5 separate regions of the Homo sapiens genome follow, and all the other regions are linked to region 4. Evidence: chromatin loops called from intact Hi-C (ENCODE). Cell type or tissue: B cell. All regions are shown on one strand.

Region 1 (5,000 bases), 270 kb after region 4:
TCAACTAAGGTGAAATCAGAAGAGAAATTGCACAGCTATCCCATCTTCTCATGAGAAGTAATCTATCTGTTGTTTTAAGACATTAAGTTTTGGGATCTATACTTGTTATGCAGCGAAACAAGTATAGATTAGTGAAACAAGTATGTACTCTTATTTTGGTCAGGCTTCTGTTGCTCAACACGTTTGTAAGATTGTTCCATATTGCTGCATGTAGTTGAATACCATTCGCTCTCATTGCTGTATCCTATTCCATTGTATGAAAATATTGTAATTTATCCATTTAATTACTGATGGACATTTGGGGGTAGTTTCTAGTTTGGGACCCTTACAAATAGTTCTGCTATGAACATCTTAATAACATGTCTTCTGGTGAACATCCACAATACCTGTGTTTATTACATAAATAGCAGAGGACTTGCTGGGCCGTACATAGGGGAATTCACATGATCAGTTTTAGTATATACTGTCAATTTTCCAAAGAGGTTGTACCAATTTACTTCCCAGCAGCTGTGCAGAAGCATTAGTAGAGTTTCAGTTGTTCCACGCCCTTGTCAACGCTTTGTGCCCTTGACCTTTACAACACTCCATTTTAAAGATGAGTGTGTAGATGTTGAAAAGTGCACAAGGGGAATGTTTGCTCCATGAGCCAATCACGGAAGGAAGCTGGGCCAGCTGGTTTTGGCATCTACCTTCTCCCTGACAGCTCCAGGGAAGAGGCCAGACTTTAACAATAAAAACTTCTATGTGTAGAGTGCCCTGTATTTTACATACTACTTTCACAGTCATAACCTTATCTGATTCTTCTAACAAAACAACACTCTGAGAAAGGCATCATGGAGATTATTATCTCTGTTCTACAGAGAAGAAAAAGTGACTTTCCCAGGATCACTCAGTGTGTGGTGGAGCCCAAATGGGAGCTCGGGTCTTTGACATGCAGACTGGCTCTGGCCACCAAGGCCCTCTCTGGCATCATCCTGGTGGTAGTGGGCATAAAGGCTGAGGGGAAGGGGGCAGGTAGAGGTGTTTGTACCTATGGAATAAGCGACATGGGTTTAAACACCATGGACAGAAGGAACATCCAGCCCGTTCCCATATGTTATCTCTCCAGGTTCTGGAACATAACATCCTGCCTATTCAAGATCCTACAGACAGCAAATTGAAAATCCCAGCTTTGGGCCGGGCACGGTGGCTCACGCCTGTAATCCCAGCACTTTGGGAGGCCAAGGTGGGAGGATCACTTGAGGTCAGGAATTCGAGACCAGCCTGGCCAACATGGTGAGGCCCCGTCTCTACTAAAAATACAAAAATTAGCCAGGCATGGTGGTGCATGCTTGTAATCCCAGCTACTCAGGAGGCTGAGGCAGGAGAATTGCTTGAACCTGGGAGGCAGAGGTTGCAGTGAGCTGAGATCGCACCACTGCACTCCAGCCCGGGCCACAGAGCAAGACTCTGTCTCAAAAAACAAACAAACAAAAAAAAAACAAAAAGAAAAGAAAAGAAAAGAAAATCCCAGCTTTGGATCAGGGGGTTGGTGTTACCTGGCACTGCGTATTCAGATGCTGGACTCAGTTCACCTGGATTAATTTTTTGGTAACTGGCTAACTTCATGCAATAACAATGCAGATGTTTAAAATGAGGCTGCATGGAAGCTGTCTGTGATTCACCCTACATGAAAAACACAGGTAACAAAAACCATCGTACAGCATCATCCTATTTTGGTAAAAATATCTCCATACACATGTCTGTACATTCATAGATAAAGACTTGGAAGAAATGTGGCAAAAATACTAACAGTGTTGTATCTGGGTATTGAGTTTAAAGATGAATTTATTTTCTTCTTTGTTCCTTTCTATATTGCTTGATTTCTTTTGCAGTGAGGATGTACCAGTTTTTTTAATTTTATTTTTGAAATAGAGAATACATTCACAAAGTAATAATCAAGAGTCTAAAAGATTATACAATAAAAATTCTTCTCTCGTCCCTGTCTGCCTTCCATCTGGCTCCCTCCAGAGGTAAACAGTGTGACCAGCAACTAGTGTATCCTTTTAGAGACTTTATGCACATATAAGCAAATATATGTTTGTTTTTTCCTATTATCACTTTTACAACCAAAATACAATAAAACTACCTTGATTTTGAAGAAAAGGCTGTAGAAGACTCTTTGATTATATAAAAAGATGAAAAGTGAAAAACAGAGGCTAGAAAACTACATACAGTGTGACATTTTATATGAAATTATATAAAGTATATATATTATTTTAAAATATATAAAATATATATTTAAAATGTAAAGAGAGACAAAAGCTATAATCCAAATGTGTGGGCAATTATCTCTGTGTCTAAAGTTTTAGGTGAGTTTATTTGCTGTCTTTTTTTTTTTTTTTTTGCAACAGAGCCTCGCCCTGTTGCCCAGGCTGGAGTGCAGTAGCACGATCTCGGCTCACGGCAACCTCCACCTCCCAGATTCAAGCAATTCTCCTGCCTTAGACCCCTGAGTAGCTGGGATTACAGGCACGTGCCACCACGCCTGGCTAATTTTTGTATTTTTAGTAGAGACAGGGTTTCATCATATTGGCCAGGCTGGTTTCGCACTCCCGACCCTGTTATCCACCCGCCTCAGCCTCCCAAAGTGCTGGGATTACAGGTGTGAGCCACCGCACCCAGCCTGAAAACTAAGGTTTTCCATTAAATTTGGTGCCAAAACTTACCTGATCTTGTGATGTTTATTCTTTTCGGTGTCAATATTCATAATAAGCTGCAAGATATCAATGTTTGAATATAGGGTACTGCCCCAGATCCCACTGGGAGAATTGGGAGAGTTGGCAAATGCATCATCTTACCTTCCTAAAATTATGAAAAATTCTGAATTCTGAAACACACTTGGAACCAAATGTTTTGAATAAGGGATTGTGACTTGGAAAGCAAATTCAGATGCTGCACACAGCAGAGGCCGGGGGTGCCCATCCCCAGGCTGGGATTCACGTTGCCCTGCCTAAGGTGTCAGGTCCTTGGGAGCCTTTATGAATCTGAAGCTGAATATAATCAGAAGGCATCAAGGAGTATATACTGGAGGTATGTCTCCTAAATCAGTACTCTTCACTTGTAATGAATGTGTCTCTGAATCTCCCAGGGATCTCGTAAAAATGCAAATTCTGCCTCCGTAGGTCTGGAGTGGGTCTGAGATTTTGCATTTCTGTTTTTCTTTCTTTCTTTCTTTCTTTCTTTCTTTCTTTCTTTTTTTTTTTTTTTTTTTTTTTTTGAGACGTAGTCTCGCTCTGTTGCCCAGGCTGGAGTGCAATGGCACAATTTTGGCTCACTGCAATCTCCACCTCCCAGGTTCAAGCGATTCTCCTGCTTCAGCCTCCCGAGTAGCTGGGATTACAGGTGTCCATTACCACACCCAGCTGATTTTTGTATTTTTAGTACAGATGGGGTTTCACCATGTTGCCCAGGCTAGTCTCGAACTCCTGACCCCAAGGGATCTGCCTGCCTCAGCTTCCCAAAGAGCCAGGATTACAGGTGTTAGCCACCATGCCCGGCCAGATTTTGCATTTCTAACAATCTCTAAGTGATGCCTATGCTGCCGGAACTGTCCTAAATGCTAGACAAGCCTCAGGCAAGGCTCTGAGTGATGATGACATGGTGGCCCCCTAGGGAGAGTTGCCCTCTGCCCTTGACTGGGGCCTGCTAAACACTGACCATGCCGGATTCTAAACCTGCTGCACTCATCACCTTTTCTCCATCCTTCTGCCCTCTGCCACCTCTTCCTTCCCAGATGAGTTAAAACCACCCCACGCCTCTGCTCCAGACATTGGCTGGGCTCCACCGAGTCTCATGACTCTTCACTCACCCGGGTCTAAGGTACTGCTTAGGTGAGGTGCTTTTCCAGATGGCTGATCTTGCCCCCACAAGCATGAACTTTATAAATTAGTTTAACTCTCAAGTTCCTGAGATGCCTCACTATCTCTCCCGGGTATCTCCCTGGAAAAATTTTTCACTGTTGGCAAAGCACTCCTTAGCCTGACCACCCACAGACATTATGATAATGCATAGACTCACTAGACAATTAGTGACCTGGAAAAAAGCCATGACTTTTTAAATTTTATTTTATTTTTCTGAGACAGAGTTTCGCTCTTGTCGCCCAGGCTGGAGTGCAATGGCGCGATCTCGGCCCACTGCAACCTCCGCCTCCTAGGTTCAAGTGATTCTCCTGCCTCAGCCTGCAGAGTAGCTGGGATTACAGGCACCCACCACCATGCCTGGCTAATTTCTGTATTTTTAGTAGAGACGGGGTTTCACCATGTTGGCCAGGCTGGCCTCGAACTCCTGACCTCAAGTGATCTGCCTGCCTCGGCCTCCCAAAGTGCTGGGATTACAGGCCATGCCTGGCTATGACTTATTTTATTTTTATTTCAATGCTTACAATGTCATGACTGACTTCTTACCTGCCCTACCTGCTTATCTTTTTAAGTTCTGGATACCCTGGTTGCAGAAAACTCAGACTTAACTTACTTTCTAAGTGAACTTTCTTACTACAAAAGTAATACATATTTGAGAACTTGGAAAATGTAAGCAAGAAGAAAGCGAAAACATGAGTGGCCATCACCCAGAGATAAAATTGTGACATTTTGCCTCATGGTCTTGCAGTCTTTATACATAAATTATGCTTTACAAAATCTGGCTTATGCTACATTCTCTCTTTCTTTCCTTTTCTTTTCTTTTCCTTCCCCTCCCTCCCTCCCTCCCTTCCTTCCTTCCTCCTTCCCTCCCTTCCTTTCTTCCTCCCTCCCTCCCTTCCTTCCTTCTTCTTTCCTTCCTTCCTTCTCCCTCTCTTTTCTTCTTTTCTTTCTTTTTTTCTTTTCTATCTTTCACAGGGTCTTTGCTCTGTTGCCCAGGCTAGAGTGCAGTGGTGCAATCTGGGCTCACTGCAGCCTTGACTTTCTGGGCTCAAGTGATCCTCCCACTTCAGCCTTCTGAGTATCTGAGACAACAGGCATGTG
Region 2 (5,000 bases), 140 kb after region 4:
TTGATTTCTATGATAGCCTCCTAACTGGTCTTGCTGTTCTCTCTCCAATTCATGTTTCACTCTGCCATTAGATTAGCATTTTCTAAGGCATTGATTTAGTGCTATCACTCCCTGATTCAGAAGCCATCAATGTCTTCCCATTGGCTATCAGAGTCGAGGCCCTGCACAATCTAGTCACAAGCTGTCTTCAGTCCCACTCCTACTCTTCTGAGATAGGAACACTATGCTCCTTGCCTGCTCCCCAAACTTTTCCCACCTATGTCACTTCCCTCCACTTCAAACGCCACCTCCACAAACATCTTCACTTGCCAAAACCCAACCCAGCCTTAAATGGTAATATCCAAAGTGACCTCTCCTTCTTCTCATCACTGTAGTTCTTTCTTTGTACCACTTACCTCACACTGCTGGATTATAAGTACACTGAAGAAAGAAGACACATCATATATATTTTTTCATTTATTCACTCATTCAACATATATTATTAAGCACTTACAGTGGGCCAGGCACTCAGTGAGGTGCCGGATATTTATATAGTGAAGACAGAGAGAGCTCTGCCACTCGCAGAAGTCAGTCTGGCAGTAGAGGGTGGCAACAGACAAGCTGTGAACCCCAATAGTGGCTATGAGAGAAAAAGTGAAAGAGGAGAACTTCATCTTGACAGTGGTCAGAAAAAGCTTATTCCCAAATAAGTCATATGTAAGCTGAGACCTAAAGAATGAGTAGAAAATAGCCAGGCAGAAGGGGGAAGAAGAAGTCGAAGAAAAAGTACCAAAAAAAAAGTCAGAAGGTAAGAGAGGACATGGTTCATTAGAAGAACCTAAAGAAAAAAGTCTTGGCTAGAGCACATAGAACAAGGTGAGAGTGAGTGGCAATGGGGCTGGGGGGAGAGAAGCCAGGTCATAGCCCTGCCTTGTGAGGCTTGTAAACCAAGTGAAAGAGGTTAGGCTTGATCCTAAGGGGAAAGGAGAGTTTTAAGGAAAGATGTATCATGATATTCACATGGTGGAAAGATGGAAGAATGGATGGTCGGGGTAAAGATCAGGGGTTAGGCTTGGCATGGTGGCTCATCCCTATAATCACAGTACTTTGGAAGGTTGAGGCAGGAGGATGGCTTGAGCCCAGGAGTTTGAGATCAGCCTGGGCAACATGACAAAACCCCATGTCTACAAAAAATATAAAAAATAGCTGGGCATGGTGGCACACACATGTAATCCCAGCTACTCATGAGGCTGAGATGGGGGAATAGCTTGAACCCAGGAGGTCGAGGCTGCAGTGATCTGTGATGGTGCCACTGCACTCCAACCTGGCAGCCTGGGCAACAGAGCGGGACCCTGTCTCAAAAAAAAAAAAAAAAAAAGACTAGGGGTAATGCAATAATCCAGATGCAAGAAGACAGAGACCTGGACTAGGGTAATAGCAGAAAAAGCAGAGAGAAGTGGATAGATTTGGATGCTGCACCTAATATGACTTGCTAATTAACCGAATTCAGATGGACCATAAAAAGAAAAGGTCAAAGATGATCACACAAACTTGACCACTGCTTTGTACATAATAGGTGCTCAATAAATATTTGAGGAATGAATGAATTTATAGCAAATAAATGAATGAGCAAATAAAACAATGAATGAGAGGCAGAGAAGAGTTTTTTAAAAATGATTTTTGAAGATTCCTTCTAAGGCAAAGCCATCCCAAGAAGTAATATAGACCCCCAAAAAATTTTATACATATATATTCAATAAGTAAAAGGAACCATTTTAAATATAGGGAATTCTAATTACACTGGCATAGTTAAGGCCAAAAATATAAAGTAGACATTTCTACCTTATTTATCTTCAACCCTTGCCTATATATATATATATATATATATATATATATACATATACATACATCAGAATTTATTGGTTTACACCCTCCCTGTATTTTTCTTTTTTTTTTTTTTTCTTTGAGACAGAGTCTTGCTCTGTTGCCCAGGCTGGAGTGCAGTGGTGCAATCTTGGCTCACTGCAACCTCTACCTCCCGGGTTCAATCAATTCTTCTGCCTCAGCCTCCCAAGTAGCTGGGACTACAGGCACGTGCCACCACACCCAGCTAATTTTTCTGTATTTTTAGTAGAGACAGGGTTTCACTGTGTTAGCCAGGATGGTCTCGATCTCCTGACCTCGTGATCCACCCACCTCGGCTTTCCAAAGTGCTGGGATTACAGGCGTGAGCCACCGCATCCGGCCCCTCCCTGTATTTTTTAAAGGATGAAATCTGGCCAAGGTAAGCTTAGGGGATACAAAGAATTATAAGTGCCTCAGATCACTTTTGATATTTCTGCCCTTCCAAATACTGCCTTCCTGAGTCTCTGCCCAACTGATAATCTGTCAGGATCATCAACAGCTCCTAATTCCCAAAATCCTAGGCCTTTTGGACATGTGCCACCTTTTTTGCCACACTCTTGGAATGGTCCTTTCAATGGTCATCAAAATTGTTCAGAGTTGGATTCATTCATCAAGCATTGATCAAGGGCTTCCTACACGCCACCTGAGGTTGTAACCATGAAAACAATAGGCACAGACCCTTCTCTCGAGGAACTACCAGTCCCCTGGAGCATTTAAATTTACATATGTAAATTTATATATGTAAATGATGGAATGTGTTTTTCTTCATTTACTCATTAAGACGTTTCTTTGGTTGTGGGGACACTGGCCTCAGAAATTACCAGAGGCCTGCAGTTATTTGAAAGGTGTCAAGGAAAGCATGTCATTTTCATAATGTAATATCACCACCTAGTGGTTCCAGAAAACTTTACCAATTGATCCAGGAAAATTTTCTTACAAAGCTATATTCCTGGGAATGACTCTCCACCATTTCTCCAGAACTTTTCTTTTCTCTATCAAGATAATCTAAGGGATGATTCTCTAATATGTATTAGATACCCAATATCTGTTAAATAAATGCATATATACAAGGACAAATGAATTTCATACCCTGGTACCTTATGTCAATGGAAAGAGAAAATTTAGAAATTCCTTCCCAGATTCCTCTGGACTTCTAATCATTTCTATCTAAGAAGGACCTTCTAATCATTTCTATCTAAGGCCAGAGGTATTACTGTCCTTAATTTATCAAGCAATTCCTTTAGTGCATTTGAATAAACTGATTTTTTAAGTGTCACTGTGTCATGGATGAAACCCTCACTCCCTCCCACCAAACCCAAGGGGTTTTCTATAATTCAAAAACATTCTGGGCACGGTGGGTCACGCCTGTAATCCCGGCATTTTGGGAGCTCAAGGTGGGCGGATTACTTGAGGCCAGGAGTTTGAGTCCAACCTGCCCAACATGGAGAAACCCTGTCTCTACTAAAAATACAAAAATTAGCTGGGCTTGGTGGCACATGACTGTAAACCCAGCTACTCAGGAGGCTGAGGCACAAGAATCGCTTGAACCCAGGCGGCGGAGGTTGCAATGAGCAGAGATTGCGCCACCGCCCTCCAGCCTGGGCAACAGGGGGAGAGTCTGTCTCAAAACATACAAAAACAAAATCAATGAAGAACAGCATATGTCACCCCAGAGGTTGGGACCAATACCAAATCAAAGTCCAGCTGGCTCTGAGTATGGGCCTAGAATATCTGAAGATGCTTTCATTGATTATTGCTTCTACACAGGTGTCAAACTGGGCCAGGTGTCACTAGGAAGTGTGCTTAGAAAATTATGGTAACCCAGGCCAGGCACAGTGGCTCACACCTGTAATCCCAGCACTTTGGGAGGCCGAGGTGGGCAGATCACCTGAGGGCAGAGTTCGAGACAAGCCTGACCAACATGGAGAAACCCCGTCTCTACTAAAAATACAAAAATTAGCCAGGCATGGTGGTGGGCACCTGTAATTCCCAGCTACATGGGAGGCTGAGGCAGGAGAATCGCTTGAACCCGGGAGGCGGAGGTTTCGGTGAGCCGAGATCACGCCATTGCACTCCAGCCTAGGCAACAAGAGCAAAACTCTGTCTCAAAAAACAAAAAACAAAAAAAAAAAAGAAAAAGAAAATTATGGTAACCCAAAGCAAGTGGCCTGTCTCTAGCAGGGATCACAAAGTAGCAAAGAACAAAAGAAACTAAGGACTAGTTTCTTGGAAATATAAGCCTCTTAGAACCATATTCCAACAGGCTAAATCTTAAGTCTTTTTGTTGGTTTAAATAAGTAAAGTGAATCTCCAAGCAATACTGGCTATTAATTAAGCCTTACTTCTGCTTCCTTAGGCCCAGATGGTGGGGAAATGGCAGTTAGCAGCAGTTACCTGGCTCCTCCTCTCTCAGAACATTGGGAGGCTGAAGCAAGGGGTTCACGAGTACTCCTCCCCTTCAGTCAATTCTTTTCTACATAGCCGTGTCCTTCCTTTCAGTCTAAGGGTATCCCAGTCTCAGCTGTACATTAAAGAGAAGGAGTAGGAGAGGTGTCAGGATACAGTGGATGAAGACAGGCTGAGCCAAAGTTCTAAGCCCAGGCCCCTTTACTTGCTCACCTTTGACTTTTGGCCTCTCCAGCAGGGCCACTAGGTCTGTTGTGAAGGTCGTGGACCAACTCTAGGGATGCTGCTCATATTATAACCATCTTAGATTTGTACAGTCATTGAGTTAATTTTCAACAGATGATAGTAAAGTGTTTTAAAGGGTGTCTTTTTCTAATTCACTCAAAGGCCCCAAATGGGCTCTCATCAGCCCTGTATTCTGAGCCTAATTTATCAACTGGATACAGTCCACATCTATCTATGTAGTTGGCCAGAGAACCAACTGAAATAGTGAGTGTAAAGCACCTTGAAAACTAACATGGTTTGGAGATTATATTTCCCAGGGTTCTGTTTGTGATTGTCTAAATTTGAGGGATTGCTATGTGAAAGGTAAAACAAGTTTCAGTCTGCAAGTGTTTTATCTCCCTTTGAAAATAGACACAAAAGCTAGCATTCAGATAGTGCATATCTTCTCACTCAAAATCCACCAGGATTCAAAAAGTAACTGTGTA
Region 3 (5,000 bases), 59 kb after region 4:
GACTAACCAAGAGTTAACTCCAAACATTCCAGCAGCTGAGACCAAAGCAACTGACTTTCTGCAACTGCCTACCTGGCTCTAAGGTGACTGGAGAGCCTAATAATCAGCAAAACATTTCCAGGCCACTTCTGAGACACCAGAGCAGGCCAGAAAGACACACTATGGGCATGACGCTGGCCACCTGGGAGGCAGCAACACAAAGAGTAGCAAAGCTAGCGGGCAGCAGAGGCAGGAAGAGACCACAATGGGCCCCGGCTGACCGGAGATGTTCCAATTGTTAGCGCCAGCTCTCCGCCTGTTCCCATTACACTGCCATTCAGCCCTGCTGAAGCCTAGGGGAGGCTGGGCAGGACGGGGCCAGACAAGATTTAAGTGACTACCACCCAGGAGCCCTGGGGGAGAGGTGCACCCCCAGCTCCCGAACTGAGGCAACACTTCTGCTCTCCTTTTAGTCATTCATTCACACAACAAACATTGATTAGGCACCCACAGTGTTCCATGCCCCAGGCTAGGCCCTGGGAGTATGCTTGGCCAATGGAGCTAAGGACTCTTCAGACAAGTTACACAGGGATACCTTGGTCCCTAGCATGGGGCTGATTCTCCCCTGCCAGGGAGCAGCCCCTGCCAGCCCCAACCAGCCAGAAAGGTTGGGTGCATTCCTTGTTTGCCATCTTCTTTGCCCCAAATTGAATTCTGCATACATGGTGGTTTGAAAGAGACAAATAAGAAACCTAGGAGTCATGAGCAATATTAATCAGAGACCATTCTGCCAACAGAGGCTCCAGCTGAGGTCCCAAATGCATCCCTTAAAAGCCTCAGGCCCTTGCTGCTGCAGCAGGTCTCTTGGGGCACAGGGGAAGCAGGCAGGAAATTGGACGCCAGGACTCAGAACACTGGGTCCTGCGGCTCCAATTTAGACTGCAGGAGAAGGGGTCACTAAACTTCCATGAGCCTCTGGGCCCACAAGCCTGTCTCAGGGGAGTGGGGGCAGCTGGGGGAAGGCAAGGGCTCTATCGGTGCCTGGAAAGAAATCTAAGCGTTGGATTGTGCACCTAGAAATGGAGCCATTTCCATCCCTCTCAGCAGCTCTCAGGCTCCCTGGAGTTTGGCCCCAAACCATCTATCCAAAAAAATCCAGGGCAGGCAGACACATGCACACACACACACACAGGCCCCTCTCCCACACCAACCCAAGGGGCTCTTCCGTCCATGGTGGTCTCTCCTGAGAAGTACTGCCTTGGCCATCCTCAGCCCTTGTGCAGCTCGCCCTCCATCTGCAGGGAGAGGAAGCCACAGTGCCAAGCTTACACAAGGCTGCAGCTCAAAAGCAGCTCAGCACCTGGAGAGTCTCTGTGACACCCCAAGGCCCCACACCACCCACCTTGACCATCACAACCCAGTGGAGGATGGAGCACACCCCACCCCTAGCTTCAAGTCTGGGGCCTGGGGCCTCCAGAAGGGGAGATCCCAACCAATTCCCCAACCAGGCCCCCAGAGGGGTAGAGGCAGGATAATATAGGCATGGTCCAGCAGCTGCTCACAGCAAGCTCTGGGGTTCTGTGTGAGGGCATCAGAGCTGGGAGGGACACAAAGCGCTGGCCCCACCCTTAGTTCCCAGTCAGAGAAACTGAAGGCAAAGGGAAAGGGCCAGCTGAAGCCACACAGCACAGCACAGCAGTACCACGCCCAGATCCCAGACTCCCAGCCACTGCCCTCAGCTCCTCTACTACCTTCTCCCCGCAACCTCCACCTCCACCCAAATTGTAGCCAGTGTGAGCCTTGCTTCTCTTCCCTCCCTCCTTCTCGCAGGAAGCTGAGCAAACCAGGGTCCTGGGTTATAGCTTCAGCCTTGTAATGTGCACAACAGAGAGAGGGTTCCATTCATGTACCAACCAGGGCATATTACTGAGCCCTGGCCCATCCAGTGCTCCTCCCTCAAATGTGATGGGGTCCTAGACTGTCTGGGCTGGGGGCAGGGAGGGGGAAGCAGAGAAGAAGGGACTCGGTGTGAGTGCATGTGTGAATATGCACACTGCAGGCTGGAGAATGGGCATATGGGAAGCTGGGTGTGAGGGAGCCAGGGAGGGGCTGGGGGTATGGAGAGGATGGCAGGAAAGCCCAGGAACAGAGGCCACTGGAACTCCAACCTAATGCCCTCCAGCAGGCATGGGGAACTCTGGGAATGCCAGTGCCGGAACTGGAGTTGCTCAGGCGGCTTCTTCCCACCGCCCTGTGGTCAGGCTGAGCCCGCCTGGAGGGAGGAGCTGACCCAGTGAGGTGACTTGCTTTTCCCTTCCATGGACAGGGGAAAGGCCAGAGCCCGAGATGGAGAAGTTGTCAGTGGCTTCCTGTGGGGAAGTGAGAGTGGCGGTTCTCATACTGAATGGGTTTCCGAGGAGGAGGAACACTCAGGCACTAAGCAGGCAGGACAGTTTGCAAACAGCCAGGAAGCTTTCCCGAGCAAACCCCACCAAAACAGAATTCTTTCACTGGGTAATATTTTCCTCTCTGCCCCTGTCACCCATCCTCAAACGGGTCTGTTGTTTTCATGATCTGGGAGAGGAAACCGAGCCCCTCTCAGCAGAGACCTCAGGCGCCAAACCAAACCACTGACAGATACTCCCAGCTGGCTTCCCCTCCCACGAGTGGAGGGCGTGGTGGAAAGTTTGGGTTAGAAATTCCCTCCACGCTCCCACATGTGCCTGAGCCCCAGCGGCTTGGGCTCCGCAGGGCCATGCAGCTGAGTAGAGCCGAGTTGCGGTCTCTGTCCACAGATCTGTGGGGTGAGTGGGTGGCAACAAGTATTTATTGGGCACCTGTTATGGGCCAGGCACTTTGCATTTATGACCTAGCTTAATCTTCACAGCAACCTTCTCGGTTACTATTTTTATCCCTATTTACACGGGAGGAAACAGTCTCAGAGAGGCTGAGTACAGTGCCCACAGTCATCCCAGTATGGAGGGACAGGGCCAAGATTTGAGCACAGGTCTGTCTGAATCCAAAGCTCTTCCTACCCGACTCCACAGCCTCTCTGGAAAGTCTCTAGAATAGAAACTTCCCTGAAAACCTCAGGTATATCAGAAGGCTTACCAGCCTAGAAAGAATGCCAGTGTCTGAGACCTACTAGCCCATGGACAGAGCCCAGCAGCACACACTCCAGTGCCCTACGGATGACTGGCAGCCAGATCCCAGAGGGCTGCCCAGAGCAGTGGGACTGGGGCAAGTTGAGAGGGGCTCTGGGCACCTACGGCATCTGCTTACCTTCCTGCAGCTTCACACTCTGGAGGTAGAGGGGGTTCCTCAGGACGTCGCAGCGGCCAGGCTCGTCCTCCTTGGTGAAGAGCAGCAGGTCCGAATAGGCAAACAGTGTCACCTGGGTTGACAGAGAGCAAACAGAACTGGCTACTTTGCTGTCCTCTGGAGGCTGAGAGCCACAACCTCCCCGAGAAGGTGGGGAGCCACAGCCTCCCCAGATAATGCATCCTCATCATCTCACACAAAACCAGGAGCAGTGCTCAGTACAGCCTCAGCCAAGGGCAGTCCTGACCTGCAGTCAAGATGGCCCCATCACCCTCCAGCTTCCTATACTTCCACTCCTCAAAGTAGGAAAAAAGCAAACAGAAGGGGAAAAGTGGCCCTCACCCTCCATGGCAGCTGGTCTCTGCAAGCCTCTCCACAGCCTGATCCCCGAAGCCTACATCTCTGACCAAATGCTCCTGGAGCCTCCAGCCCAGCACCTGGGGCTTGGAGCAATCCTTAAGCTGTAAGATTTTCCATATTTGCTTTTATTCTGCTCTAAGTGTCTGGCTGAAAGAGCACTGGACTTGAAAGTCAGAAGTCAGGAGGCTCCTATCCCAGCTCTGCCACCAACTAGCCACAAAAATATTGGCTTAAACCCCTTAACCCCTTCAGTTTTCTCAACAGCCCAAACAGGGAGAAGAGTCCCTGCTTGGCATTCTTACAGGATCCTTCCAAGAGCTTTTTGCAGACCTAGTAAAGCGCCACACAATGTGAGCTAATATTATCAAATTCCTTGTGGATAAGTTTAATTGCATTAATGAGAAATCAGTTTAAGAAACAGCCAGTTACTCACACTCTAGTACAGACATGGACATCACTTTTATCTTTTTCATGCATTAGCTGCTCCAAAAATAAAGGCAGAGGCTATTCTTAGACATTATAGGTAAACCAACAGGCACGCTCAGCATATTTTTATGCTAAGAAAATCCACTTGATCCTTTAATGCCACTAAAGATTACACTGTTCTTTGTTTTGCAAATCCTGCAGTGGCCTTTAGTCAAAAGCAATAAAATCCAATTTTAGATTCTCCAAAGAAAACAAAGTGTTATTAAGTATGTGAACTTCCCTTTGAGATATCAAACACCTGACACCTTGTCTCTTCTGAAGAAGAACCAGCCAGAAGGGCTTGGCATGCACTGAAGGGTACCGTGAGTGTGTGTTGGACTGTTGGTGACATTTAAAAAGCCAACAGGTTGACATTCAGCTATCAACCTGTTAAAGATGACCCCACAGCCTCACTTCTGAGACTCTATCCTACAGAAATACTTACAAGGAGGTATAAATATGAACATATGAGGATGTTCTCAGCAGCATTTTTGTAATTTAAGAAAATAACAAACATTCATCAAGAGAAGATGAATAAAATGAATTGTGCTAACTTCATACGGCAGAATTTTATGCAACTATTAAAAAATAAAGTAGAGCTATGTGGGCAGAAATAGAAATCTGTCTATCGTAAATCAAAATAGTACAATGTGCAAAAATATCTAGCATAGAATCCAATTTTGTAAAACAAAACAACACATTTCTCTATAGTTATACATTTTTAAAATAGTTAAGATGCCACACTCCTCACTCCAGGGAGTGGGATTTTAATTGATACATTTTGATTTAATGTGTATTATATTTGCAATCACTGTTACTTTTGTAATTTAAAAATATAGAATATATATCAAAATATGGCTTGGCTTCTTGAGTGT
Region 4 (5,000 bases):
AATGAGTTAATGTAAACTGCTTAGGATAATGTGGACACGGAATAAATGTGTGTTGTCATTGTGACTGGCTGATGGATTTCTAGTCTGGCTAGGCTGTAACTCTATTTCTCCAGCTACTATCTCAGATCTTTTAAATCCAAATACACAATGGCCTGGGCTAAGCTACACCTGCTCTGCTTTCTGTGGGGACCAGTGGAGCTATAAGAACACAGCATCTGGAATCCTAAAGTCATGTGTTTAAGTCCATGCTCTGCCTTCTTGGTCCCATTGGGCCTCAGTTTTATCTTCTGTCCAACAGGTGGAAAGTTCGCTGGGAGGCTGCCAGGATAGTGGGGGTGGAACATGGTGACTTCTCATTCCCTGCAGCCCCTGGGCCAGCCCTCCCCACATTGCATGTATCCTTCTCCCTCCCCCTTTAGCTTTCTCACCTTCCTGTGTCCTGTGAAGAAGAGGGAAAGGTGGTGCATGGAGCCACCATTGCGGCCCAGCTCTTTCTTGAGGGTGCTGGGCGAAGGCATGCCCCAGGTGGAGGCGGCGCCCTCACCGTCTGAGCAGTGCAAGGTGGTGTCGGAGGCAAAGCAGGGCCCTCGGGGCTCCTGCAGCAGGCTGCCCTCGCTGTGCGTCCGGCGCCGCAGCGAGTTCTGCACACGCAGTGAGAGGCCACCCTCAGCCCCCTGGCCCGTCTCGATCATGCTGCTGCGCTTGGCCTCACTGCGCTCTCCGTAGTTGTCATCGCTGGTGTCCTCATCCTCGTCCTCCTCCCCTTCCTCCCCCTCCTCCACCTCCTCGGCCTCTTCTGCATCCTCCTCATCTCCCGAGCAGCCCTGCTCTGCCCCTGCCTTCTGGCTGTAGGTGCTATCCAGCCGGACCTCAGGGATCACGAAGGCTGGCCTGGGGGCCGCAGGTGGGTCCCCAGTAGCTGCTAGTAGGTCCCCGGAGCTCATGGTGTCCTCAGTAAGGGCCTTGGCTGGCAGGGAGACCTGGCTAGGAGGCAGATCTTGACAGGGTGGAAGGTCCCGGGTGGGGGATTCCTGGATGGCAGGGAGGTCTTTGGTGAGTAGAGGGTCCTGGTGAGGCAGGGGTTCTTGACCAGCAGGTAGGTCCTGGCAGGGTGAGAGGTCTTGGGCTGGAGGGGGTTCCTGGCATGGTGGCACATCCTTGCTGGGCGGAGCATCTGGGCCTGGAGGGGATCCTTCAGAGGTAGCTGAGTCTTTGCTGGACAGTGGTTCTTGGCTGGGAGCGGGTTCCTGCCCAGAAGGGGAGTCCTTGTTGGGTGGAAGGTCTTGTCCTGGAGGAAGCTCCTGGCCAGGAGAGGGCTCCTTGCTGGGTGGGGAATCCTCGGCACCAGGCCCCTTCCCTTCCTCCAAGGCCATCTCCCTCTTCTCATCTGCCTCCGTCTCAAACATCTGGGAAACAAAAAGAAAACAAGAACAGTTCAGAAGAGGAGGCTCCAAGATGCCAGACACCATGCATGAGCTGACATGAAATCAGGCAGTGGCCTGAACCCCGGGCCCCCAGTCTGAAAGCTGAGGTGCCAGATGGAACCCCCAAAGCCCCTTTGACTTAGCTGGGTAACAATTCTCACCCTGTCTTCTTGCTTGAACTTTCTGCTCCATCAAAAACACAGCTGGTCATTTATAGGAGAAGAGGGAGAGATAACCACTATCTATCTAGCTCCTGCTTTGGCAGGTGCCAGGCCAGCTTGACCCCACTCTCTTATGTGGCCTTCCCGACAACCCTATAAAAGAAGCATCACTGTCCCCATTTTACAGAAAAGGAAACAGGGTCAAAGTTGCCTCTGGGGATAAAGGAGAACCAGGCAGTCTCTGCTTATGGACCAGAACCAAGCCAGGGCAGTCACTGAACCCAGCCCAGGGTGTCTTCTACCTGAACTCAAGTTTAAAAAATCCTAATGAGTCATTCAAACAAGAATGTGCTCTGAACGCTTAAGTATCTTTTTGAAACTATTAAACTGGAATGAAACCGGAACTTTAAAATATTGTCCACACCTGGACTCACCAGATGTCGCAGACACACGGAACCTCCCTGAAGAATCACCCACCCAGGGATTTTTAAACTGCTTGGAGGAAGCTCAGGGATTCCTCAAAAAACACAGCATCTCCTGCCTCACACACAACCCTCGGGATCCTAGGGGGTTTTGCTGAGTTTCGACAGTAGATTTCATGTGCAAAGAGAAAAACATTTCTCTTAATGAAAGTCTGAATAGCAGCTATGTCACCAGAAGATTGGGGCCCCGAGAAAGTCAGGAGTGTCCATGGTGCCACAACCACACAGGGAGGCAGTTCTCAAGTCTGGGGTGGGCCCCTCCCAGTCAAGGACCAGGAATGCCGGAGCTGGAACTATTTATTTAGAGCCCAGGTTCTGTCTTCAAGAAGCCATAGCTGCTGAGAACTAATGAAAGGGAAAGACCTCACCCATACTCGGGAACTGAACAGATGCTTGGGAATGTGTGCACCTGCGGGCACACGCGCACACTGGCAGAAAACTTCAGGGGTAAGTACCCCCAGAACATGGGTTAAGAGCTCTCATTGTAGAAATCATTAATGTCCATTTGATGGATGAGAAAACTGAGCCCAAAGGCCGGTGACTTACCCACTATTGTACAGCTGCCCTGACAGCCAAAAGCCATGCTCGAAGCTGAGAAGTCTTTGAAGCCCTGGGGAGTCTGTAATGGTGAAGCCCCACAGCTGGGAGTCAGTGTTCAGCCATGGCTTGGGGCAGCTGCAGGCTGCTGCACACACGTGTCAGGGGTCACGCTGGCATCTGGGAGCACAGATGTGAGCGGATGTGAAAGCTCGGCACGGGTAAGAGCCACAGCCTGGGAGTGTGAAAGTGAAAGTGGAGCCCTGCAGAGCAGAGAAGGTGGCTGGGCAAGGGAGGGGAGGCCTTGGAGGACTCTAGCGTGATCTGGCCAAGGTCGGGAAGGGCACGCCTTAGGCTATGGCTCACAGGCCAAAGACAGGTGCCTGCTGATGCTGTGGCCTTCTTGCCCTGGAAATCCTGCCTGCAGCTCAGAGGTGACTCCACACAAGGGCCCTCTCAGACCTCATAGCCTCAGACTCTGAAACAACAGCGATCCGAAATCCCCACTGCATAGACAGAAAGGCTGAGGCCCAGAGAGGAGCAAGGGGCAACCTAGAATCACACAGAGGTGTCAGGTAGAGCCAGTCACCAACCTTTAGGCCTCAAGGTGTCCACGTATGAAATGGGATAACCAGCATGCCTGAGTAACAGATCAGGAGCGTATGCTGGAAAAGCTGGAAAGCTCGAAAGCTCCTACAGAAGATGGTGGTGTTGGAGTTAGTGCTTTAAAAAGCATTGATCTAGAGGGAAATTCTGAAGTTAAGGACCTCAACCAGAGGCACGTGTTTCCCACATACACCAAATTTTGCCAAACACCAGAGTCAGTGTTGGCAATTGTAATGTCAGGGCCTCCAGTCCAGAATTCTCATCTGGAAACTAAGGGCTGTGCTTCAGTCCTATCAGGCTGTTCCCAGGTGGACAGAAAGACCCTCCATTGGGTAGACAGGAAGGCTGAGGGCCCAGTCTAGACAGTGACTTAGTGACTTGCCCAAAGCCACCCTGCACAAATTAGGGGCTAGGCTGGGGCCAGAGTCCAGGCCTTCTGGCCCTGTTCTTCTCAAGCCCACTTCTGATCTCTGTCCCCATGAACAAACCAGTCCCCAGCCCATCGCCCCACCCACCAGGGAGCATTCTCCATCAGGAGAAACAAACTGCCCTGCAGCCAGCTCCCTGGGGCCCCTCAGTCCTATCACCCTACCACATGGCCAGACCTCCCCCCGACCCACCCCCTGGCCCAGCCACCTGCCTCTGATAGTCCTTGGGGAAAGACGGAAGGAAGCAGCAACCGGGTGCCCTCAGGGCCTGGCACGGAGTGGCACAGAGTGGCACTGAGTGGGGAGCGGGCCGCATTTCCCCTTTCCTGGGTGGTGAGGGTGGGGCCCAGGCCTGTCCCAGTGGTGACTGTCAGTCAGAGCCCGCCCACCCCTTGGGGAAAGTGCAGCAACAAACCCAAAACCAGAAATGCAAGTCAGCCTGCCTCTGCCAACCCTGTTCTAAATCGAGGCCAAACCAAACAAAGCCAGGAGGGGAAGTGCCACTCAGGCAGGGGTACTGCCCCCAGAGGGCACCTACCCAGAGAGATCAGCCGAGAAACTAACCAAGATGGAAGGGTTCTCAGAGGGCCCAGTGGTTATGTGCTCAGATACCCGAGCCAGGCTGATTTTGATCCCAATGGGGCCACTTTTTAGCTGTGCAACTCTGGCCAAGCCTCTCAACACCTCAGAGCCTCCGTTTCCTCATCTGGAATTGAGCCCAGTGATATCATACTGGACTCACAGGACTATTTGAGTCTCCTCACAGTGCCTGGCCCTGGAAAAGCTTTTGATACAATGGGAGCTATCAGTGGTCTTATTTTAGAGATAAGAAACCTGGGGTCCCAGAGGGTAAAGGAATTACCTAAGAATGAGAGGCTGATGCAGGATTAGAACTCATATCTCCTGCCCAGGGTCTCTCCCTGTTTCCTTGGAGCCTTACACACAAGTGTTTGGGGACCTCAGAGGGCTGTAGAAGGAGGAGGAACAGCCTGGAGTGCTGCCTGAGGCCCCGCACCTGGGTGCATCCCACATCAGCAGATGCTGGCGAACAGGGCCCAGAGCTCATGGTTCTTTCTGTGCTCCCAGGCAGGTCTGTATGAACAGGGACTGCGTGCAGGTTTGGTAAGGCCCCTGTTCTTGGGAGAGCTGGGGTGGGAAGTGGTTTGACGGGAGCTCCGGAGCAATTATAGGAAACCCGAGAAACCCAGGGGTGGGAGGGTGGCAAGTGTAGGAGAAAATTAGGGCAGGAGGGGAGGCAAAGATGAGGGGGAGGTTGCAGAACACATGGTGGGCATGGGATTTGCCCTGTGAGCAACGAAATGCCACAGGCAGAGCTGTGCTGTGTCAAAGCTGCTCTGGGGA
Region 5 (5,000 bases), 240 kb after region 4:
CTCTACTAAAAATACGAGAATCAGCCGGGATGTGGGGGCACGCACCTGTAATCCCAGCTACTTAGGAGGCTGAGGCAGGAGAATCGCTTGAACCAAGGAGGCGGAGGTTGCAGTGAGCCGAGATCGCACCACTGCACTCCAGCATGGGCAACAGTCACTCACATGGCTGGCATTTGGTGCTAGCTATTGGATGGGCCATGTCTCTGAAACAGACTAGCCTGGTCCTCTTCCCATGCTGGCAGTGTGCCAAGAGGATGGGAGCAGAAACTGCAAGGCCTTTTGAAGCTTAAACTCAGAAGTCCCACGATGTCACTCCTGCTGCATTCTATTGGTCAAAACAAGTTACAAAGCCAGCCTTGATGGGAAGAGCTACAAAGAAGTTGTGGTCGTTTTTAATCTATCACACCCTGATGTTGGCCTGAATCCAGCTGGTAGGTAGAGAGAAGGTTTTTATTTTTATAATGTTTGGGAGGCAGAATTGAGAAGTCTCGGGGATTGTTCTTGAACGAGGAAGCAAGGGTAAAGTTACAAATGACTCCTAGATCCTTGGCTTGGGTGATTGGTGAATGGTAGTGCCCAGCACTTACAGGGAAAAGAGGGGGAACAGGTTTGAGGGGAAGATGATGTTTCCAGTATGAGTCATGTCAAGAATGAGGTGTCTTTTAAACTGCCAGTTGCAGATGGGCGGGTGGCAGGTGGATATACAGGTCCGACTCAGGGAGAGGCCTGGCTACAGGTACCAGTTTGGGAGTCTTTCGTGCCTGAAGCCTAAAGCCTCTCTCTCAGAGGGAAAAACATCCCCAGAGCAGGAACATCTTGGGTGCAGAGATCTAGTAACTCACCTCTGTAGCTGCACTGAGCCTAGCCCAGTGTCCCAGGACAAAGCAGTGAGTCTATCCTGGTTGTAGCTTGCCAGGCTGTTGTGGGGGAAAGGGATTAAGTCTGTAAGGAGAGCCATTGGTTCTGAGCGAAGATCAGAGTTTCAAGTGGCATACGGGTAGATACTTTCTCCTGCCAGAAGGAAATCTCCCAACAATAGGTCACTAGCTTAGAAAGTAATCAGCCCATCATTACAGAGTGAGCATCAACTAGGGCTACAGATACTTCATCAGGGATGCCATGGAGGGGATCCCTTCCCTGGACTGGAAAACAGACCCAATAGCCAGTATGTGGAGGCAAACTTCTCTCACCATTCCCACCCCCTCAAAGGCACCCAATTTTCAGAAACTCCACAAATCTTCATTGAAGGCTGTTTTGCCAGATCAACACTGCAGAGGCACCTACTAGGGTTCAAAATAAATGTTGGGGCCGGGCGCGGAGGCTCATGCCTGTAATCCCAGCACTTTTGGAGGCTGTGGCAGGTGGATCACCTGAGATCAGGAGTTCGAGACCAGCCTGGCCAACATGATGAAACCCCATCTCTACTAAAAATACAAGAATTAGCCGGGCATGGAGGCGCGCACTTGTAGTCCCAGCTACTTGGGAGGCTGAGGCAGGAGAATCGCTTGAACCTGGGAGGCAGAGGTTGCAGTGAGCCGAGATCGCGCGACTGCACTTCAGCCTGGACGACAGAGCAAGACTCCGTCTTAAAAATAAATAAATGTTGGCTAGGATCCCTGCCATTGATTCATTCAACAAACATTCAACAAGCCCCTACTATATACCAAGCCCCATACTGTGCACCAGGAATACGGAGATGAATAGACTCTAGTCTGGTAGCAATGCGACCGCAGCTGTAAAAACTGTGTTTCTACAACTGTCTTCCCATTTGGATCTCAAGAAGGTACTGAGGGGTCTCTTCTTGCTATGGTACTAGGCTGTAATGGTTCAATGAAAAAAAAAAAACGAAAGGAATAGAGGAGTGGGGAGCTGGGGGAGTGTCCAAAGGAGGAATTTCTAGTCGAAATCAGGGAAACTCCAAAGAAATACGGCAACACGTATGTCTGAGCGACCAATAATTTAAAAGATGACCTTTATTAAGTGCTTTCTCCATAGCTATTACAAAGGTACCCGTTTTGCTTGGATTGTCTAGATTCTTCTGGCAGCGGAGTCCTGGGCACAAGCGTCCTCTCCTCTGGACCTGATCACGAAGAGAGTAGCGCCGGGCGCTCAGTTCCCGTCCCAGCTTTAGGCGAACGGAACTGCGGTTCGGCGGCCTGCGAGGGTGCCCGGAGGCTTTTCTCCAGCACTCCCGCCCTAGCAACGTGCGCCTGCTGCTAGGGGCGGAGGCGCGGGAGGGCTCGGAGGCTGTTCCCACCCCCAGGCTCCGCGTTCCCGCCGGCCCCAGCTCCAGCCCCGCAGCCCACCGGTGGGTACTGAGCCTGAGGTGGGAGAAAGGGGCATAGCGGCAGACTAGGAGCGGGCAACCCTCGCCCTTTGGTCGAAGCGGAGAGCGGTTATGAGGGCCAACCTTGGGCTGGGTGGCGCTAGGTTCCCATCTTCGGGGACTCTTCTCCCCGCTTTCCACATACACATAAAAAATAAGCTTTAGGCCGGGCGCGGTGGCTCACGCCTGGAATCCTAGCACTGTGGGAGGCCGAGGCGGGTGGATTGCCTGAGCTCAGGAGTTCGAGACCATCCTGGGCAACACAGTGAAACCCTGTCTCTACTAAAATACAAAAAATTAGCCGGGAGTGGTGCCGTGCGCCTGTAGCTACTTGGGAAGCTGAAGCAGGAGAACTGCTAGAACCCGGGAGGCGGAGGTTGCAGTGAGCCGAGATCGCGCCACTGCACTCCAGCCTGGGTGACAGAGCGAGACTCGAGACTCCGTCTCTTGAAAACAAAAACAAAAACAAATTAAGCTTTAGTTGTTCATATAATGGGCAGGGAGAGGAGCATTTGCCATCTGAAGCGACAGAAAGGAAAAACTGCACACAAGTCGTCCCCAAAATTTGAGGCAACCGTGAGAGTGGTGGCCTAGAACTGGCTCCCTGTGTGACTCTAGGCAAGACCCTCTTATTCCCTGGGCCTCGGTTTCCCCTATCTGTACCATTAGAGGGTCGAACCAGACCAGCTTCCAGGTGTTTCTACTCATACTTTTCTTTCTTTGAGCATTGTTTTGGCGACTAAAGATGCCTTGGTCTCCCAGAGTGTAAGACAGAAGTGTGCAGAGGGAGATTTGGGGAGACGGAGGGAGATAAGATATCAGCATTTGCATTAACGGGACCAGGGAAATAAGGTCCAGTCCACCCGGCTCTGCCCCTGTGACCTTCAGCAAGTCACAGCCCTCTGAGTCCCAGTTTCTTCATGGAATAGAACAGTCGGATAGGTACTGGTGTATATCAAGGAATATTGCACTGGAGAGTTAAAAGAGAATTCTCTGCTTTCTGTTTAGGGTGGTTTAGAGTGACTACTGGATATCCCAAGGCCTTTGGAAAGCAGATTGGAATAGAAAGAAGTGATGGGATTCAGACCGAGGCCTGGTTCCAACTGGAACCAACAGGGACATCCAGAGCCATAACTGAATCTGTAGATTTTCCCATGTCCTCTCCAGCCTTTCTGGGTCTGGAGCCTGGGATGAAACAGGGTGACTGCTCTCTAAGGGATATGTTGTTGGGCAGGTTAAAAGGGCGCTTATGTTGTTGGGTCCCTAAAAAGTGTACCACTGGGCCGGGCACGGTGGCTCACACCTGTAATCCCAGCATTTTGGGAGGCCAAGGTGGGCGGATCAACTGAGATCGGGAGTTCGAGACCAGCCTGACTAATATGGAGAAATCCTGTCTCTACTAAAAACACAAAATTAGCTGGGCGTGGTGGCAGGCGCCTGTAATCCCAGCTACTCAGGAAGCTGAGGCTGGAGAATCGCTTGAACCTGGGAGGTGGAGGTTGTGATGAGCTGAGATGGTGCCATTGCACTCCAGCCTGGGCAACAAGAGAGAAACTCCATCTCAGAAAAAAAAAAAAAAAATAGCGTACCACCAAGCCGACTCTTCATCTTAGTATTCCATTCACTCATTCAACAGGTATTTATTTGCCTTGCGTTCATTCTCCTAGGCTAAGGTCAAATCATAGATACAAAAATGAACCAGAAATTATACCTCCTCTCAAGTATATTACATGTTCCTAATAAAAATAGTGGAAGATAACTTAGTAGTACTTTTATTTCTTATTCTACTCATGATAAATTACAACAACGTAGATATAACCCAAATTCATATACTTTGTTCTTGAGACTTTTTAATTGCCTTGCTATGTAACATAATGAATTCTTAGCTTTATTGGGTCCAATCACTCTGATCAGAGGCCATAATTTGCTTCAGCTTTAATATCCTCTAGATTCATATATCCGTTTGTATGTGTTCTCTGTGTATATTTGTGCATTAATATTTGTGCATTATGAACAGTATTAACAAGGGTGAAAATGCTGCTTCCAGTATGATCACTGTTAATCTTGCAATCATGCTAGTAACCATAATTTATTGTTAACAACTTGCCAGATTGAACCAAAAGCTTTATATGCACCAGCTTTTGTAGAGATGCAGTATAATATGCTGGTCAAGAACAGGGCCTCTGGAGTTGGACTGCCTGGATTCAAGTTTCAGCTCTGCCACTTATTTGCAGTATAAACTTGAGCAAACTATTTGATATCTCTGTGCCTCACTTTTCACATCTGCAAAATGGCCATACAGGTTGAGTATCCCTTATCTGAAATGTTTGGGACCAGAAGTGTTTCAAATTTCAGATTTTAGAATATTTGCATTATATACTTAAGGGTTGAGCATCCCTAATGGAAAACCTGAAATCCAAAATGCTCCGATGTGGCTGGGCACGGTGGCTCATGCCTGTAATCCCAGCACTTTGGGAAGCCTAGGTGGACAGATCACTTGAAGTCAGGAGTTTGAGACCAGCCTGGCCAACATGGTGAAACCCCATCTCTACTAAAAATACAAAACTTAGCTGGGCATGGAGGCACACACCTGTAATCGCAGCTACTCAGGAGGCTGAGGCAGGAGAATTGCTTGAACCTGGGAGGTGGAGGTTGCAGTGAGCCCAGGTTGCAC

The links. Hi-C counts contacts between places; a loop is a spot of excess contacts. Peaks named below come from ENCODE experiments on the same cell type or tissue, not always from the same donor. Only the 100,000 strongest peaks of a DNase experiment are listed, where the experiment ranks them.
Region 1: it touches region 4 in a loop (28-fold over the local background); 10 of 110 quality-filtered maps call a loop at or near these places.
Region 2: it touches region 4 in a loop (23-fold over the local background); 105 of 110 quality-filtered maps call a loop at or near these places.
Region 3: it touches region 4 in a loop (11-fold over the local background); 39 of 110 quality-filtered maps call a loop at or near these places.
Region 5: a loop joins it to region 4, with 16 times the contacts of the local background. A loop is called at or near these places in 6 of 110 quality-filtered maps.

Annotation. Positions count from the first base shown.
Region 1 is chr9:113,306,408-113,311,407 of GRCh38, reverse strand. No RefSeq gene overlaps it. Among named protein-coding and RNA genes, the nearest start is that of RNF183, 5.5 kb to the right of the region's middle. RefSeq lists a cis regulatory region at 3,741 and an enhancer at 3,657-3,826. In B cell, CTCF peaks have their summits at 1,802 and 2,001 (motif pointing left); a DNase peak (open chromatin) is centred at 2,007.
Region 2 is chr9:113,444,206-113,449,205 of GRCh38, reverse strand. It overlaps a transcript of RGS3 not described here. Among named protein-coding and RNA genes, the nearest start is that of RGS3, 17 kb to the left of the region's middle. In B cell, CTCF peaks have their summits at 2,583 and 2,783 (motif pointing left); a DNase peak (open chromatin) is centred at 2,735.
Region 3 is chr9:113,521,303-113,526,302 of GRCh38, reverse strand. RGS3 (regulator of G protein signaling 3) reads right to left here. Exons shown (of 23, transcript NM_001394167.1): 15 at 3,262-3,373. Among named protein-coding and RNA genes, the nearest start is that of RGS3, 60 kb to the right of the region's middle. RefSeq lists enhancers at 1,086-1,896, 2,528-2,587. In B cell, no CTCF peak of the experiment used is centred here; DNase peaks (open chromatin) are centred at 2,372 and 2,722; H3K4me3 peaks cover 927 bases; H3K27ac peaks cover 326 bases.
Region 4 is chr9:113,579,856-113,584,855 of GRCh38, reverse strand. RGS3 (regulator of G protein signaling 3) reads right to left here. Exons shown (of 23, transcript NM_001394167.1): 18 at 429-1,406. Among named protein-coding and RNA genes, the nearest start is that of RGS3, 120 kb to the right of the region's middle. RefSeq lists enhancers at 2,379-2,887, 2,785-2,954, 3,115-3,164. In B cell, CTCF peaks have their summits at 2,711 and 4,245; DNase peaks (open chromatin) are centred at 2,785, 4,045 and 4,695; H3K4me3 peaks cover 2,141 bases; H3K27ac peaks cover 3,299 bases.
Region 5 is chr9:113,337,525-113,342,524 of GRCh38, reverse strand. WDR31 (WD repeat domain 31) reads left to right here and starts at 2,250. Exons shown (of 11, transcript NM_001012361.4): 1 at 2,250-2,308. RefSeq lists a silencer at 2,241-2,480. In B cell, no CTCF peak of the experiment used is centred here; a DNase peak (open chromatin) is centred at 2,174; H3K4me3 peaks cover 1,327 bases; H3K27ac peaks cover 338 bases.